Linked DNA regions of Homo sapiens: region 2 is linked to region 1. The links are chromatin contacts, found by Hi-C or POLR2A ChIA-PET in ENCODE. All regions are on one chromosome and are shown on one strand. Each heading gives the region's core, a stretch centred on a gene start or an enhancer-like site at or near the end of the contact. The rest is flanking DNA. Distances are from core to core; before and after follow the strand shown.

Region 1 (4,384 bases), core at 1,335-3,834:
TATGTTTTACATTTTCAAAACTCCATTAAGCATAAGCACTGGTACTTATTCATACTTATTCATAGAGATCCATAAAGTATGTTGCAGAGCAGAAACCACTCAGTAATGGTCATGAATGTGGCGCTCCTTTCCGATCCCAATCATGACCAGCTATGAGTACTAATACCACCTAATTCTGAGCCAATGATAGTGAGCCTGAAAATACACTAATAGCTCCATCTCCATTAGTGATGCCAGGTATACAATTAATCTGTTTCTGCATCACAGGGCATACTCACACCCACTGGGTAGTAGTGTTTCCACCAAATCTCTATATAAAGACCCAGACAAATTAAGTTGTAGCCTCATTCTTGCTTTTGGATTCACGTTCCATTTCCTTGTTAGAACTCAAGCTTTCCTAGTGACAGGCCTAGTCATGTTAAGGTCTTTCCTTCTGTTCAGGACATTGACTTGTTCCTTTAATTTCAAGCTATTTTATGAGTTCTGGCTATAGCCTTGTTGAATCAACCTAGAATCATATTTCTGTGACTCACCTGTTGCCTTGATCTAGCAATACCTTCTGCCATACTTTGTGCTATTCTATCAGAAATTTTAGCTAAAAACAAAAACAAAACAACAAAACAAGCCAACCAAACCTATCTGGATCAGAACTGAGTATGCCATGACACCTGGGACATTGTGAATAGGAATGCTGGTTGTCTTCCATAGAGGTCAACCCTACTGCCTAGTGACTGCCCTCATTGCCTAGCCACCAGTCATGAACCAAATCTATGTGTTTTGCTCTAGCATTATTAAAAAAAATTAGTAAATGAACTAATTAATGCTTAATACTCTAATTATTTAAAAAATAATAAAATTGTAGTAGCATTAGCATGATGAAATTTTAGAATGGATGGAAACAATAACCATATTTTTGTTAGAATTAAGTTTTGCTAGAATTAAAATATGCATATGACTTACATATACAAATATTACATATGTATGTTTTTATAGTTACACACCTACTTATGTTAAGTATATGTGATTAATTTGTTCATTTAGTTCTAGTGAAGCCAAAGTTAGACATGGCAATAATGATTACTTGTTCCATCTTGAATGTTGATGCTATGGGTTATGAGAACTTAATGGGAGGAGATGGATCAGAAAAACACAAATATATCAATATTACTGGGAAAATATCTCAAGACACGTGTCTTATTGATGGAGTTAGTACAGTTATCCTCATATACAGGCCTCTGAAAACATACAGATCATCTTCCTATGTTATTCACTCAAAGAGAATCTTATCTATAAACTCCTAAATTATCCATTCATTCATCCAATTATGCACACATGCATTCATATTTATTTATTCACTGAATAAATATATATTAAGCACCTAGAATCCAGGCAATTTCTAAGTAGCTTCTGTGTAAGTTACCAATCTGCTTACATATGAATGTGTCACTTGCCATAGCTAATAAGAGCAAGAAAGGTCATTTGAGCCAATGGAAGAGATTGTTTCTCTTAACACTAATAGGAATACTATTAAAACAGTAGCATTCATTTACGTAAGTTTAAGAAACTGGGTTATAGCAATAAACAAGTTTCTTTACCCTTGGGTGTATTTCTTACTCCCCATGGTGTGTTTGGATATGTGAGCTTTGAAGCAGAAGCTGGTGGGGAGGTGAAGGGCTCTGCATCATGGTGGGAGTTGACTCTACAATTCTCCAGAGGAACAATTGAGGAGGGAAAGAAAAAATGGGTATGGAGCAAGGAAGGGTAGCACCAAAGAGATGGAGGGAAAGTTGCATGTTTGTCATGCACTGACTACCTGCAACTCTCAAATAGATGTTTAATCCTATAGAATTGTGTAGTTCTGGCCTACAACCCTGGTGAGCTGTACTGGCCTATGACTAAAGCATCTGTAAGCTTACTGTCCCTTTAACACAAAGACTAAACAAGTCTAGACTGGTTTTACCATCAGGTAAGATACTGCCTTTAGACAAGGCAATATTATATCATATGAAAACAATATAATAAATAAAATAGGGTATCGACATTTCTATTTGTCCTGTGTGCATGAACATCCTATGATAACATGTTCTTACCTGAACACAAATAATCCTGTTTCTGTCTCACTTGCCCTCTCCAAACGCTAACCTCTATTAAAGCACCTGATTAGCCCAGAGACTGTAGTCTCAAATGTACCTCTGGGAAGGAGGGTAAGGGTTTCCAATGACTTTGAATTTAAAGTTTTCCTTTAAAGCTCCTTCTTTTCCCAGGAGTAAAATGGAGGCAGGCTCTTGTCATCAAAAGGAATCAGATTGTCCTATGTGGTGTTGAGGTACATTTTTTATAAATATACAGAGAAAAGAATGAGTTTTGTCTAGGTTCTGCCCACTTGTCTCCACTATGATCTCAGTCAGCTTTTCAAACAGAAAATAAGAGGATGCCCTCACGGGCACCCCAGGGGCCCAGCCTGGCTGCGCACTTTGGCAGCTCTCCCACTCATCAGATCTGCTGCTGCAGGGCTTCTCAGTGTGTACAGCAATTCACAGAGGGAGAGCAATCAGCTCCCTCAGCTGAGAACACCAAGCCCGGAGCTCCAGGCTGGCTCCTCCCCAGCTGCAGTGTAAGTCTGGGAACACTCCCCTCAGGACTGCACTGGCTGGATTCAATAGCCTGCTGGGCCTAGAATGCATCAGGGACTGTTAGCACTCTGGGGAAATACCAAAGTGAACAACACAGGCTCCTTCCTGGACGAGATAACAATAAAGTAAGGCACACAGATGCACATCAAATAGCAAGGCAACCATACCAGTGTGAGAATGACTTTCCTCTGCAGGATGTACTGGAGTACTTTCTAGACACTAGAGTGTAATTGTTGTCACCTCCAGGTAGGTTTCTTCACCAGGTTGTAAGCAAAGAACATGCTTCACTGATCTTTAAATTATTAGCACCTAGCACAGGGCCTGGGTACTTCCTAATGTAATCTAGGTTGCTATTCATATCCCTTTCTCTGAGATCCTTTCCTTAACTTCCGTAAGCTATTTACTCATCCATCTTCTTTATTTCCTTTCTCTGTTTTATTTTTTCTGGAGTCTGTATCACTACTTGATGTTATGCATATGTCTGTTTCTTATCCATCTTGACCACCAGAATGTAACCTTTGTAAGAACAGGGCCCTTCGCCGGTCTTATTTACAACTGTATGCTGCATTCCTAGAATATTTCCTGGCAGACAGAACAGGTGCTCAATATGTGTTTTTTGTATGTTTTTCAAATAATGTTTTTCTGTGTGTGTTTTTTTTCTTTTTTTGGACAGGATCTCATTCCCATTGCCCAGGGTGGAGTGCAGTGGTGCGATCTCAGCTCACTGCAGCCTTGACTTCCCAGGTTCAGATGATTCTTCCATCTCAGCCTCCTGAGTACCTGGGATTACAGGCACACACCATCATGCCTGGCTAATTTTTTGTATTTTTAGTAGAGACGGGGTTTTGCCATGTGACTCAGGCTGGTCTCGAACTCCTGGGCTCAAGAGATCCGCCTGCCTTGGCCTCCCAAAGTGTTGGGATTACAGGTGTGAGCCACGGGGCTGGACCTCAAATAATGTTTTACAAAGATAGTCTATGAATAAATATTTGTAGAATAAATGAATTGGTTTAATAGCGTAACAGACATAAGGAGTGTTATGAAAACCCAATGAAGAAATTAATTTTGACTACTGAAAGATCATGAGAGGCTTTGTGCAGCAGGGTCTTGGAAGTGTGGGCAGGATTTCAACAGTTCAGGAAAGTACCCAGAGGTTGTAAGGGGAAGAACACATTCAGGGAGCCACAAATAGTGAATGATTGCAGAGGAGCTTCTGTCTATATTTTAGTAACTAGTTATATTTAACAGAAATTTATGGAGCAACTACTATGTGCCAGGCATTGTCCTCAGCAAGGAGGAAATGAGCAAAGCAGTAAGATGCAGCCCTAGTATTCAACATGTAATAGCTGAATAGGCTAGCATGGTTTCAAGCTTAAATCTTAGGATCAGGGGACTGGATTTTGTTCTGTGCTCAGTGGGGAGTCTTGGAAAGCTTGTGAGCTGGGAGATTGAAGTTCTTATGTGGAAAACAAAGAAAGGCATTAGAATGCTGAACAAAGCAAGACGAAAGAAGCTGCGATTTTCAGAAGAAATTGCTTTCGTTTTGTAATGAAAACATACCTAAATATTTTCCACACAGGTTCATAAGAAATCCTAGAAAAATAACAAAATCAAAATATTATCGATGCCAGAATTCGAGGCTTCACAATAGGCCATTACTTTCTTTCTTAAAGACAGAGACTATAAATCCGCTTACTCTAGGACTTTAGTGATCCTTATGCCAACATAGTTGTAGGTGATTTAAGTGATAG
Region 2 (3,877 bases), core at 359-2,858, 44 kb before region 1:
GTGAAGGGGCACTAAAGTGCATTTTGATGTAGGGGGTAGAGCTTAAAGGTGCTGTCCAAGCTAAGAATCAAGATGATGCTGTTTAAAAAAGAAAGGCAATTCCTTCTACCTCCATCTCTGGAGTCAGCTGAGGGAGGGCAGTGAACTAGACTCTCCCCAGAGGATTGTCCTAACTCTTAACTTTAGAGAAAACTGTGTAAGGACCTGCACATATAGAATCATTTATTTGTCCAAAATAGCAAAAATAGGCCTATTTCACCCTTAAGAATTTGCAAATCTGATCAGTCATGATCATAAAAATGTGAATGGATTCCAGATGCAATCCATGTGGGCATGCTCTGTGGAACTAGCTATGCATCTTCAGCTTGAATGAACATGCGGCTGTTCATTTTCATCAAAACATGTCTTCTAAACTACCATAAATAAAATACACATGGAACAATTAAATCTTTTTCTTACAATAATTACTTTTACATTAAAAAGTCATCATTATCTTCAGATATATTGAAAATTAGGACTCTAAATCTTATTATTTCCCAGCCTTAGTTAACAATCTTGCACAGGCCCGATAATCCAAAATTTGGAGCTCTGATCTACACAGATTGGCAGGTTTCACACAGTTTGACAGGTAGGCAACTGTGAGATATGCATTTTAAAATTTAGCTTTTTCTATCAAAACAGTCTGAAATCTTTTAAAATCCCTACAGAGACTGTATTTGTGCAATGCCACAGTCATGTGGCTAGAAAGGAAAAAACAAAATACAGTCTGGAAGATTAACCACCGTCCAAGTTTTCTTGGTCTTCAGTTTAAACAATGATGAGCCCAGGAAATCCAATTAAATACAGTGCCTTAAATAAGAGAAGAGTTGGTCCTAGAATAATTTAAGCTACTAAACAGGGACTGTCTCAACCACGGGTGATTTGATGCACTCTTCATGCAATATGCTCTTTTCTGCAAGGCTCAAAGAATTTTCAGCAGGATGCTCTGAAATGTGACTGTCACCATTCAATGCAGAGACAAACCCTTCTTGGGAGGGGCCTTTCAAGTATGAGTGAAATTCCACTTGAGGGTGATTGGACCTGTGTTCAGGATATAAACTATTGCAGGGCACACCGCTATCATTTTCGGAAGAGGAGCAGCAAACGATTACAGAGGGGTTGGCAGCTGGGTAGTGGGAGGCACCATAGGCCTCTTCTGCTTGTCGGGCATAGTCAACGAATTGCTCCGGGGTCATGGTGTAAGGCACCAGCGAAAGGGTACCATTTTTGACAGTGTCTCTTTCAGAATAGTTCTCAGAGATCTGATTTGGAGTTCCTGGAATGTGGCTATCTATTTGGTAATACAGAGTTGAAGAGTTGGCATAAAAAGAAGCATTCTTTGCATGGCTTTCGTGAACGGCGGTGCCATCAGAATAACAAAGAACTGAAGGAAGAGGGACAACTTCGGCATGGGTGCCCAAACCTTCCACGAAGCCATCTCCTTTGTCATCATCGTCATCCTCCTCCTCCTCTTCCTCTTCTTCTTCCTCCTCCTCCTCGTCTGACTCACTAGGTGCCAAGCTTTGCGTGCTAGAATCTGTGACTCCGCTGCAAAAGCTGCTCCCATCCTCCTCTTCTTCCTCCTCCTCTCCTTGGCAATCTAATTCTTCAGCCGACTGCAGGTGCAGCACTGCAGCCTGGGGCTCAGTTTCAATCTCAAAACTGTCTGCGATTGAATATTCTACGGAGTGAGCGACAGGGCCCATAGAACTACTGTGAGCACTTATCTCACTGTGGCAGCCATTCAGCGTGGGGATTTGCTGCTCTCGGTTTTTCTCCAGTTCAAGTTTCATTATTGTGTGCAAAAAGTGAGTCCGAACACGGATAGGATTAAATTCAATTCTACCTGCTGTGTTACTACATCCTTCTTTAGTGCAGCCGCATGGGAAAGACATACGATCCACCTTGGAAGGAAGAACACAGATTAGCACCATGGAACTATTACAAACCAAATAAACGCCCAGAACTTTTCAGTAACTTCTTTGAATTAAGTAATCCATCCACTTAATTCCACATATGCCAGAGCAAATGACAACCAAACTTCAAATAGAAATGAAAAGGGGAAAGTGAGGGCTTAAAACATAAGAGTTAACTGCTTTTTATACCTATATTCAAAATAAAAATGGGTTATGGGCATAAGTGTGTATTTTCAGTTCACTGACCCACTCCATGGCTTTCTACCCTTTTTTCTGTATTCCCTACTTTCCCTTCCCTCCACTTCTTTAATTTTGCTCCCATGTTTTGAATGCTCCTGTCTTTCCCCCAAGTTCCTTTTCTTTCTGCTGCACCCCAGCTCTTGTGCCTGATTTTAAACAAGCAAACTTACTGTACTCCTCTCCACATGCTATTAATCTAACATATATGATGTACCCCATGTTAACTTTTCCTTTTGCTTTTGCTTATTATAAAGGTGCTTTTCCCTTTGCTTATTATAAAATGGACTTACACAACTTAGCATCATGCAACCTCACAATTTGCTCTCATTTGCTTACCTTCTTATTGTTTGGGGTGCTTGGTACATGGGTGCATGTGTGTGTACTGTACTGGAGCGCTGCAATGGATATGCACATTCATGACTATGACTGGGGGACTCATGTGTTTAGGTCCTGAGTCCCCCCTTCCCTCTCCATTCCATTAGATACAATCTTCTTGAAGGAAGGGCATGTACGTTTCATCAATATTCCAAAACTATTTTGGTGATTGGATACCGAAGATAGAGTGTTTGGGTTCAACAAGTGTTGGACTGACCTCTTCACTCAGGTGAGAGGTGGGGTTCTGGACAATCCAAGGGTATTCATGAGAGATTTACCAATTGTCTCAGATTCCACAGATTAATCTGTATGCAGACCAGAGTATAGGCAAGAGAAAAAAACTTGCTCTGCTTGTCACCTTATCCAGCCATGGAATTTCCTATGCTAAAGAAGAGAAGGCAGACTATTCTAATACAATCATCTTGGCCCCAGTAAAAAGTATAGCAGATATTAGAGCCAGAATTTGTATCTGTATTTTTTTTTTTTTTTTACTCATGAATCTTTCTGTGAACCCATCTTAAGCAACTGTTCAGCAGATAGGCACTGCCCTCTTCTTTTGACTACCTGAGTTGCTTTCCTTATTGAAAAAGCCAAGTTTCTGCATAAAATAGTGACACTAATCATAGCGCACCAATGACATTATAAATGAAGGGGGACCAGGAAATTATCTGATTGCCAGTCATCAGGGGTTGGTAAACTTTTTATTTGCAGAGGTCAAAGGAGTCAATATTTTATGCTTTGTGGGCCATATGGGCTCTGTGGCAACCACAATACTCAATTCTGCTGTAGGAGCAAGAAAGCAGTCATAGGCAATATGTAAAGAAAAAAATGTGGCTGTGATCCAATAAAACTTTATTTACAAAATCATGTGGCAAGGTCGGATTTGGCCTGTGAACTTATAGGGTGCCAACCCCTGACCTAGTTCGGTTCCTTCATTTTAGAGATAAAGAAAGTAACCCAGTGGGCCTGACTTGCCAATTTCATATAGTTGGCAAACAGCAAAGATGGAAGTACAATTTCATTTTCTGCAGTCTCAATCTAGTAATTTTTCCACTAATCCAACCACCTTTAATCAATCATCATTTTATATCCCATGGATGGATCAGAAAATACACACTCCAGTGTTAGGGATGTCATGATCTCCTTCAACATTGGTAAAAAGCTGAAATAAGGTGATATAATACAAGAATCCAAGATAAAATAATTTTAATTAACTCAGCTGCTACTTGGGTTGTCTTTCAGATTATATGTTATATGTATAAGCATTTTATGTATTCCCATGAATGGCCTTAAATTAGTCTTTCTCT

Evidence for each region. A loop is a pair of places that touch in the nucleus more often than their neighbours do. ChIA-PET counts read pairs that join two places held with the same protein, here RNA polymerase II (POLR2A). Pooled maps may share reads with other maps.
Region 2: a map of dorsolateral prefrontal cortex shows a loop between it and region 1 (2.9-fold over the local background). The contact joins two enhancer-like sites. A Hi-C loop is called at or near these places in 4 of 168 maps with a recorded cell type or tissue (Caco-2, dorsolateral prefrontal cortex, left cardiac atrium and 1 more) and 3 of 50 pooled maps. POLR2A ChIA-PET finds 5 or more read pairs at or near these places in 2 of 52 experiments (GM12878 and OCI-LY7).

What each region holds. Positions count from the first base shown.
Region 1 is chr2:165,633,256-165,637,639 of GRCh38, reverse strand. All of the region lies in intron 4 of CSRNP3 (cysteine and serine rich nuclear protein 3), which reads right to left. All of the region lies in intron 1 of LOC124906085 (a long non-coding RNA gene), which reads left to right. Among named protein-coding and RNA genes, the nearest start is that of GALNT3, 160 kb to the left of the region's middle. RefSeq lists enhancers at 2,006-2,584, 2,585-3,164. Within about 2 kb of position 2,584, at least 5 of the 41 ENCODE cell types and tissues checked have a DNase peak (open chromatin) inside an H3K27ac peak, as active enhancers do; they include dorsolateral prefrontal cortex, where a contact is called at or near this core.
Region 2 is chr2:165,676,767-165,680,643 of GRCh38, reverse strand. It overlaps CSRNP3 (cysteine and serine rich nuclear protein 3), which reads right to left. Exons shown (of 7, transcript NM_001172173.2): 7 at 1-1,943. The coding sequence ends at 891. Among named protein-coding and RNA genes, the nearest start is that of GALNT3, 120 kb to the left of the region's middle. Within about 2 kb of position 1,608, at least 2 of the 41 ENCODE cell types and tissues checked have a DNase peak (open chromatin) inside an H3K27ac peak, as active enhancers do; they include dorsolateral prefrontal cortex, where a contact is called at or near this core.